Regions from separate parts of the Homo sapiens genome. Here region 1 is linked to region 2. Evidence: read pairs that join two places in POLR2A ChIA-PET (ENCODE). Cell type or tissue: GM12878. All regions are shown on one strand. Region 1 overlaps PDCD1LG2 (programmed cell death 1 ligand 2). Region 2 overlaps CD274 (CD274 molecule).

Region 1 (5,000 bases), 72 kb before region 2:
CTGTCTAAATTGTTTCTTTTCATTCATTGAAACTCACTTCCAATTTCACCTTCCCTACAGAATTTTATCTTAATGTAACATATTTTTGTTTGACAGATTTTGTATTGATTATCGTTATATGTCTTTACAACAACAAAATATTTATAGCTATTGAAATGAAAACTTTTCTCTTGTGACTATGAAGCTTTAAATGTTCAGGGTGTTCTGCATTAAGATCTAATTTTTTTTTTTAACAGTAAGTTTTAGGGTACATGTGCACAACGTGCAGGTTTGTTACATATGTATACATGTGCCATATTGGTGTGCTGCACCCATTAACTTGTCATTAAACATTAGGTATATCTCCTAATGCTATCCCTCTCCCCTCCCCCGACCACACAACAGTCCCCAGTGTGTGATGTTCCCCTCCCTGTGTCCATGTGTTCTCATTGTTCAATTCCCACCTATGAGTGAGAACATGCGGTGTTTGGTTTTTTGTCCTTGGGATAGTTTGCTGAGAATGATGGTTTCCAGCTTCATCCATGTCCCTACGAAGGACATGAACTCATCATTTTTTATGGCTGCATAGTATTCTATGGTGTATACGTGCCACATTTTCTTAATCCAGTCTATCGTTGTTGGACATTTATTTCTATTATTATTAACACATATTTGATCAAAATGTAAAATGTTATGAATATTGATAATTATTAAACATGAAAGATGAAAATTTATTGGGAATGTGTCCCTTAATAAGATGGATATGGCTCTCTTTTCCAAATTATTCATGAATCCGAAGAACCATATGACATGGTTGGAATGATTTTATATAATAGAATTCAGCCTCAATTCTATTTCTATTTTTCATTTTTTTGTAGCTTATAAAGGCTAAGGAATCTTGTTCGTATGAGTAAATCAATGGGAATGGAAGCAGTTTCGTTACAGCAATGCCATTTCATTCTTTGACCTGATTTACATGGCAAAAATTACTCATTTTTGATTATCAGTTATTAACTTTATAAGGGCCTCCTTCAATTTTGTTGAAAGCAGAAAATTAGATACCACATTATTTGCAAAAGGGTTTTTAGTCATAACAGTTCCATCAGGTGTCAATGTTCCCAATCATTCTTTTATTTAACACTATAGAGGGTTTTACACCCTGGGACAATGGACTATATTCATGATGAGTGAGTGGTAGGCTTAAAAGAGGAAGTGTTTTAGGGGAACCCCAAGAGCCTTGCCTGGCATGCACATTGTCAGGCTCGTCAATTTTGGGAACGAGTATTTGGGGAAGATGAGGATCTAGGAACTCACTTCCTAAAACTGCCTGTGCCCATACATCCCTTGAAAAGTCTTTGTAATCCCCAAATATCCCAGTTTGATGACCAACACTATAAGGAACAAATCTCTCCACAACTGAGAAATCCCTGATCTAGGTAAGGAGTAGGCAGGGTGCCTCCCCAGGAATGAGAGACAGTTCTCAGTTTGAGAGAATGGGCAGAAGGCCTGGCCCATTAATACAGCATTCAGATAGAGATCAATAAAAACAGAGGTGGTGATTTAGGGTTGCAGATATTCGAGTACATCAAGGCATCCTGAGAATGTACAGCCTTACATTAAGGGAACTCAGACAAACTTCAGTGTTCTAGAGTTCCTCCCAGCTGCTGCCTGGATGTAGGAAATGCAATAAAGATAGAAAACAGTTACATCTAGGCTAATGGCTTTCCTGGTGACTCATTGATGGTTGAGGTGTGAGGAGGTCACTGCCCCTGTAACAACTGAGGGTCTTTTAACCAAGTCTCTGGACACTTATTATATGCCGGGTACCATGCTCAGTTCTTTATGTTCATTATCTCTCTCAATGTTGACAACAATCCTGTGTGTTTGGTACTACTATTGTTCGTCTTCTACAAATAAGCAAAATGTGAGGTTATGAAAGGCAAAATAACCTGCCCAAGGATAAGGGCGAACACAATATTCATCCTCATGTCCAGTCCCTCTAGTTTGTCCTTCTTTGTACCAGATCATAAAGTCACACACTTTCTGCCAAGGTTAATGGTTTTTTGGGGCCAAAACCCACAAACCCTCTAGAAGACAGTACAGACCATCTGAGGTCCAATGCGTGGGAGGGGAAGAGGCCAGAGAAATATTGGCATCATTTATCTCAGAGCATTCAAGCCTGGAGACCATAAGCCAATGAACAAGCAAAATCTATTTTTTATAGTTGTTATATGTCTTTCCTCAAATCACCTTTTCTAGAACAAACAAGAGTGTGAAGATTCTCTTTATATTTAGATTTTCAATTGTGCTGGAGTGGAGAGATCCCTGAATCCAGAGGAATAGGGACAGCTATAGACTTCATGGGACTCTCTTGGGCTACCCACTTCCCTTCTCTGGATCTCAGCTACTTCATCTGCAATAAATAGGGCTTGCATTTGAGCAGTGTTTTCCAAACTTGTAACTTTTTATGATCCAAAGTAAGAAAAAAAAAATTTATACCATGACCCAACACGCACACACACACACACGTCCCTCAGAAATTAGTTTTACAGTACTCAGTCCTACTCTGTGATGTCGTCTGATCTACTCTGTCTATTCTCTTCTATACATTATTTTTTAAAGGGCGGGAAACGTGCATCTGGTTGCTACTCACTAAATTGATATTTTAATCCATGAATGGGCGGCAAACCATGGTTTTAAAAACTCTGGATTCAGGGTATAAACTATTGAAAAAGAGTATCTTAATAATCAAGTCAGGGATGTTCCATGGGAGAATTGTGAATTAGGCAAAGCTTATTTTTCATACCCTCCCACATTTCAGGGACTAATTTTCCTGGCTTCCTCCAGTCCCATTTTATTCCTATAGGTCCTACCCCCTTTCACTTGTACTTCGGCTGCTTTGTACTCAGATGTCAAAAATTATTTCCGAGCAGATGCTTTCATTTTCTCTGAAATAGCTGTCTCCTTAAAAGCAGCCTGCTTGTTTTTGCTTGAGCTACCTTTAATGGGTTTCTGTGACTTGCAGATCCTCTGTTGGAGAGATGCTTCCATGGATTCTAGTCCTTGACACCACTCACCTTTGACTTTCAGAGTCAGGTACTTGTAGTCCCAGGCGACCCCATAGATGATTATGCATTGGTACTGTCCTTCGTCCCTCACTTGGACTTGAGGTATGTGGAACGAGGCCTTCCCTAGGGGCAGCTGCTCCTCCAGCAAAGTGGCTCTTTCACGGTGTGGGGATGTATCATTTTCCACCTTTTGCAAACTGGCTGTTATTGCTCCAAGGTTCACATGACTTCCAGTGTCAAAGTTGCATTCCAGGGTCACATTGCTGCCATGCTCTATTATGTACAGTTCCTTAGGGACTGTCACTGTGAATAAAGCTGAAAAGAAAACAAGATATTTTGTCATTGTCTGCCTTTACTTTACATTCCAGTTCTTACGAAGTGTAACCTGAGACCCATCTCACCCCCATTTTCCAAAAGGCACCTGTCTTATCTGGACATTCCCGTGGCGAATCCTTTTTCTCCTTTGCCCCATCCATCTGGGCAAGAGTGGGATTCTTGACCCGCTGATCTGAGGTGGCTCTCTCCTCCAAACATTCCCTCCTGTGCAGCTGACTGCCCTTTGCTCCTCTCTGGGCACCCCAGCAAGAGCTTCTGGTGGACAGCACTGCTTGCTCTCAGAGGCCTCTCCCACCTCCAGTCCCTGACCCCCCAAGCCCTGCAGTCATTCCAGGTCATCTGTCATATAAGAACAAAATGCTTCCTTTCGACTTCCCTACCATCAAGGTCTGAGCTCATGTTACTTAAATACCTTCACATCCTATTCTCCAGGTTTGTTTCCCTCAATCCATATTGATTAATCCATATATTTTTGTGCCAGGTATCACTTCCTCTCACCAGTGATGGTAATAATAACTATTACTTGTTGAATTCTTACAATTGTCAGACACTCTGCTAACACATCGTCTCACTGAGCTTCTTCCCAGAAGCCAGCAAGGTAGGTAATAATATTCTATCCTTTTTTTCAGAAAACAAAAATGAGGCACAAAAAGGTTAAGTAACTTGCCCAAGATTGCACAGCCAGAATCAGATCAGGTATTTCTAACCACCACATCATACAAGCCCACTGTAGATGCTTTCTATTTTCTGACAATAAAGGGAAAGGAAAAATGGAACTGATACTTAATGTATATCTAGTATGTTCTATGCCAGGCACTGTGCTAGGTACTTTTAACTATATTGTTTAATACTGAAAACATGACCGTGAAACCTGTTTTGTCATTATGGTTATATAGTTGAGGAAACTGGCTCCAAGCAGTTCACTTCAGGACATATGTTAGTAAAGTTAAAATCCAGAGCCAGTCAGATGTTTGACTACAAAATCCGTAGTTTCCACTCAGAGTTTACCAAAATGTGAGGGACACGCCACTAGAAGTATGTAAGATGATTTTAGATGAGGCAGAATCAAAGCCTAAAGGGAGTTAAATTATTCAGAGAGGAATTTATTCCCTTTTCAATTCTATTTTAATCCTTCAATTGCATATAATTTCAACTAGACTTCCACACCTCTAACACTGGCTATTTTTCCTTTTAATCAAACAGGAAGCTTCCGGGTAGATAACAGTATCTGGGTAGGATTTGATAACACTGCTTTATTTTCACTGCATTTATTTTTCTTCCTATTCTCTATTTACCAGTGCAAATGATACTTGTTTTTCATCTACCACAGGGGTATGTGGCTTTATTTTTTAAAAGTTGAATTGATCTAAATAGTTCTATAAAAAAAGCATAAGGAGTGGCCAAACTAGTAAAGGTAGTGTTACATCAATAAAGTGTGAAAAATGACAAAATTAGGCTGCTTCCATCATTAATGAATGGGTATTCATTATGATGGAGGTATAGGAAAATCTTGAAGTAGTTTCTGAATAATCACAGAAGATTAGATCAAATTATGTTCAGTAGAGCTTGCTTCATTCATTTATTCATTCATTCAATCAAATCATTCATTCAACAAAT
Region 2 (5,000 bases):
CTGTATGACACTGCATCTTCTACCTCCATCCATACCCATTCTCCTGCCCCTCACCCCTTACGCTTCATCTTCACCCAGTGATCCCACTCAGCTTCAATATAATTGCTGTTGAACAGTGGAATGCCTTTGCACCACCTTGCAGAGGTTAAGTCGGGTTTCCTTGCAGCCATGATCCAATTCTCACCCCTTCCTCACCCCCAGTGGAGACCACTGCAATTAAGGAAATACTACCTTTTCTTAAACGGAAGATGAATGTCAGTGCTACACCAAGGCATAATAAGATGGCTCCCAGAATTACCAAGTGAGTCCTTTCATTTGGAGGATGTGCCAGAGGTAGTTCTGAAAAACAAAACAAAACGAAAACAAACTGACTAAAGATAAAATTTTGATGGGAAGGGGTCAGGAGAATGGTCATCCTTGAAGTTTAGTTTAGCTTTAGGATAATTTTCTTAAATGCCAAAGTTTGAGTGGCTGGAATGGCGAGATACCTGTGTTAAAATGGGAACAGCATGGAGAAGTGTGAGAAGCCCAGGCTTTGAAAAGGTGGTGCTGGGGCTAAATTCTGCTGCCCTTAACCAGTTTTGAGGTCTTGGGCAAGATACTTAACCAGTGTACAAAATACAAATGCTAATACATTTCTTGTGAGGCTAATATTTATAATGTGCTTGCACAGTACCACATGGAGTGGCTGCTCACTATTAAATGGCGGCCTTGATTATTTCACTTCCTCTTGCTTTTTTTTTTTTTTTTTGAGGCAGAGTCTTTCTCTGTTGCCCAGGGTGGAGTGCAGTGGCGCAATCTGGGCTCACTGCAACTTCCGCCTCCCAGGTTCAAGCAATTCTTGTGCCTCAGTCTCCCGAGTAGCTGGGATTACAGGTGCACACCACCACACCCAGCTAATTTTTATATTTTTAGTAAAGGCAGAGTTTCACCATGTTGGCCAGGCTGGTCACAAACTCCTGACCTCAAGTGATCTGCCCACCTTGGCCTCCCAAAGTGCTGAGATTACAGGCATGAGCCTCCGCTCCTGGCCCCTCTTGCATTCTTTAATATAGAAGCTAGTAGCCTACAGTACATGGCAGAGATGGCCCACAGTAGAACATGGAAGGCCAACCAGCACTGCTAAGGAGCTCCCACCTCCTCCTATCTGTCATCATGATTGGAGGCCAATGCTTGTTGTCTTATCTTTCTCTGCAGTTTGAACATCTCTGGACAACAAGCCATTAGTATCTCTTACTAGGCTCCTTGTCTGGGGTACCATGCAGGAGGAAAGGGGGTCCCATGGTACACAGATGTTCAGAGGCTGCTAACTCCCACCTCTCACCCTTAGTCAGCTCCTGCCTGGCTCAGCTCTCCACTGAGACCCATGATCCATCTTTGACTACCCAGGTGAAACTTTAAAGACACAACAACAGCCAGCTTTTTCCGTAACTTACAGTTTACAATGCCTGTTCACGTATGTTTTATTTCAGTTTCAGAACAACTTTATGAGTTAGGCATGCCAGGTATTTAAAAAAAAATCCCCAATTTACAGATGAGGAAACAGACTCAGTGCAGTTAGGTGAGTTACTGTAGGCCACCCAACAAGTAAGTTGTCATAAAACAGCTTGTAAATGGCAGGAACCCACTAATCTAGCTTTTACTGAAAGCCAGTTCAATACCTGAGGACTCGTACCCCAGTAAGAGCATCCCCATCATTTTCTAAAGTTTTTTCCCCCTCTTTCTGTTCACAACACCGTCCTGGATTATCTTTTCCTATTGATTGACTTTTCTATCTAATTTTTCAGTTGTTTTTGCTGAAGTACGTGGCATTTTCCTATCAACATGTATTGGGGGAGGGGGCAGTGAGCAGCTCTTCTCAGAATATCTTTGTGTTTATATTAAATATCATGCTCACTCGCCTCACTTTCTTTCACATTCTGAGCCTCTCATCAGACTCTGTCTCCCACCCTACCTACTTCTGTAGAGTAGTGAGATAAAAAAAAATAGTTGAATTTGTGCAGGCAATGGTCTCAAATCATTTTCATACACTGTTGCTAATCTGACCCTTACAATAAGCTTGCTCAGTAGATTATAATCCTACAGGGAAAGTGAAGCACACAGAAGTCTAGTAATTTGCCCAGGGACACACAGCCTCATGTTCTATGCACTAAGCAGACTGCTAGAGTTGAAATATTGTAGACTACCTTGGGAGAGGCACCGGGGAGAAAGGGTCCCTCATGTTTGGCATAAGATAGAAAAATATGTTCCATTTATTTCCTGCCACCCTGGAAAGAGGGAAGCAGCTCTGATGTGCCAGGATTTGGATTCCTGAAACAAGGCCTGAATTGAGTATTCCTCTCAGGTATTCCCCAGGTTTCCCGGCTATGAAAGCATTTCCCACATGGTGTTGGATTGCCTGTTTTTTGTTTGTTTCTTAGTTTTTTATCTGTTTCCTGAAGAGTGTGAACTGAGTCTTATTATTCTATGTGTATCCAATGAGTACTACAATGCATGGAACAAAAGGTATATTCCATAAATATCTGCTGAATGTTTATTAAGTAACAATATGGTTTGGATGAATGGAGGTGAGGAATTAGGATATATTTTGTAAACATAGTGTTATTCATTCATTCATTTATTCAACAATCACTGAATGACTATGATAGGCAGACATCATGCTAGGTGCTAGGGGACAGTGTTAGACATATTTTAATGGACACATTCAGAATATTACCTGGGATGACCAATTCAGCTGTATGGTTTTCCTCAGGATCTAATCTCCTAAAAGTGCAGTAGAAAATCTCATTAGTTGTTGTGTTGATTCTCAGTGTGCTGGTCACATTGAAAAGCTTCTCCTCTCTCTTGGAATTGGTGGTGGTGGTCTTACCACTCAGGACTTGATGGTCACTGCTTGTCCAGATGACTTCGGCCTTGGGGTAGCCCTCAGCCTGACATGTCAGTTCATGTTCAGAGGTGACTGGATCCACAACCAAAATTCTTTGGTTGATTTTGTTGTATGGGGCTAGGACATAAACAAAAAGAAGTCAGGGCTTTTGCTGAGCACAGAACTACGTACATAGCTTGATGCTGTCCACATTAGAAAGAGTATCAATGCAGGCTGGTTCTCAGAGGGATATGCTTAATGTTCAGATGCCTCAGCCGTGGGGAACACCTGCTAGCTCTGCCTCAATTCAATTCAAAGTTGGGACAAGTTTGGATTAATAGGAATGACTATCTTTCTATAAAAATCATGTTGGTACATTTATTGGGCTCAAACAAAATGTAAAGATTAATTTACACTAAAACCCCAGACTTCACCACTATGTAATATATCCATGTGACAACACTGCTCTTGTACCCCTTAAATTTCTACAAAAAATAATTTAAAGAGAATTATCTTTAAACCAGAAGTCTTTCTATTCAAATACAAAATATCCCTCTCCATTTGTTCAGGTTTTCATATGTTTCTCAGTAAAGTGCTTCTTCTTAAATTTATTCTTGGATATTTTATTTTTGTTGTTATAAATCTGTCTTTATAAACATGAATCTCTCCAGCTGGTATGCTTTCTTTTCTTAGACTTCAGTAAACAGAAAACCTGATTTTGAGGTGTCATTCACTTTTCTGATTTGAAGTCAATGATCAGAAATTAGATATGAAAATACATAGTATTTCATCTGTAAACAGTGATATATGTTCCTGGTGATACTTTTTAATGTTTAAATTTGTTCTTTATTTTAGAAGTTTTAAATTTACAAAAAAGTTGCAAAGATAGTATAGAGTTACTGTATACTCCTTACCCGGTTTCCTCTATTGTTAGTATCTTACATTACCATGGTACAATCGTCATAACTAAGGACGTTAGTACATTATTAATAACTAAACTGCATAATTTATTCCATTCCTCCAGTTTTTCCCTAATATCCTTTTTCTGTTCTGGGATGCTATCTAGGATACCACATTATGATATTTACATTTTAAGCTTTTAAATGCTGGCTATTTTAATAAATCATTTAAGTAATTATGCTCAAGGAAGAAAGTTTGATTCAATTTTAGATCATTGGTTTGGGACCCTTTCAGGATTAAGATACGTAGTTTGCTGACAATTCTAGTAGATTGTTTAGTGCACCTATATAGCATAAGAGCTTTATTCATGTTTATTCATTACAAGTACATTAACATGTTCTTATTTTGTTGGTATAATCTTTTTTTTACTTCTAATACTATAGTGTAACCACTAATGATCTAGAGCCTTAATTCTCCATTCCTTTACCAAGGACAGCAATAGATTTGTGAGGTAATTTCTTCACAGAGAGTTAATACAAAACGGCTAGGATCAAATGAAACTGAAATAAATAATGAGTGATGTTTTGATACTCCTATATCAATGAAACCACTACCAGTGGAAACACTGGAAATCAATAAAATTATGATTTCAAAACACAAAAATAATAGTTCTTATGTGTAGGTTGCTTTGGGGTAGCTACGGATTTTCAAATTCTCTTATCTAATTTTGACTAAACTAACCATCTTACAAAATTAAACAACTAATTAAAAAGTTTCCCACAAAGAAACTGAGGACTGAAGATAATACTAATAATTCAAGCACAACCCAGAGGAAACAGCAGAAGTGACACTTTTTATCGGCCACTGTATGAGGTGGTAAACAGTAAGTACTTAATTAGACCTCGCAGTGTTATATAAAAAAACACAAACCTCAAGATTATTGACACCATCCACCTTTGTTAATGATAAAGTTCACCCTAAGGTATATTATGCCTTGACATATTAGCTAATGATAGTGAAGCATCACAATTAGTAAAAACTGAAAATATTGTTTATTAAATTTTTATTTCAACCTCTTAAAATGTCTGTTTTTGTACAAATGTCTATTAGGTTGAACCAGATGTAACTGGTAACATTCAACCTTTTTTTGCTCTTCAAAAACGGCAGTTTCTTATGATACAACTTATATATTAACAGAAAGTAAAATTTTTATAATTACACACAAATGTGCATG

Evidence for each region. ChIA-PET counts read pairs that join two places held together with the same protein. Peaks named below come from ENCODE experiments on the same cell type or tissue, not always from the same donor. Only the 100,000 strongest peaks of a DNase experiment are listed, where the experiment ranks them.
Region 1: POLR2A ChIA-PET joins it to region 2 with 5 read pairs; 6 of 35 experiments call an interaction of 5 or more read pairs at or near these places.

What each region holds. Positions count from the first base shown.
Region 1 is chr9:5,533,107-5,538,106 of GRCh38, reverse strand. PDCD1LG2 (programmed cell death 1 ligand 2) reads right to left here. Exons shown (of 7, transcript NM_025239.4): 3 at 3,057-3,362. All of the region lies in intron 1 of INCR1 (interferon stimulated noncoding RNA 1), which reads left to right. Among named protein-coding and RNA genes, the nearest start is that of PDCD1LG2, 25 kb to the right of the region's middle. In GM12878, no CTCF peak of the experiment used is centred here; no DNase peak of the experiment used is centred here; H3K27ac peaks cover 1,818 bases.
Region 2 is chr9:5,460,838-5,465,837 of GRCh38, reverse strand. CD274 (CD274 molecule) reads right to left here. Exons shown (of 7, transcript NM_014143.4): 4 at 2,717-3,004; 5 at 232-339. All of the region lies in intron 2 of INCR1 (interferon stimulated noncoding RNA 1), which reads left to right. Among named protein-coding and RNA genes, the nearest start is that of CD274, 13 kb to the right of the region's middle. In GM12878, no CTCF peak of the experiment used is centred here; no DNase peak of the experiment used is centred here.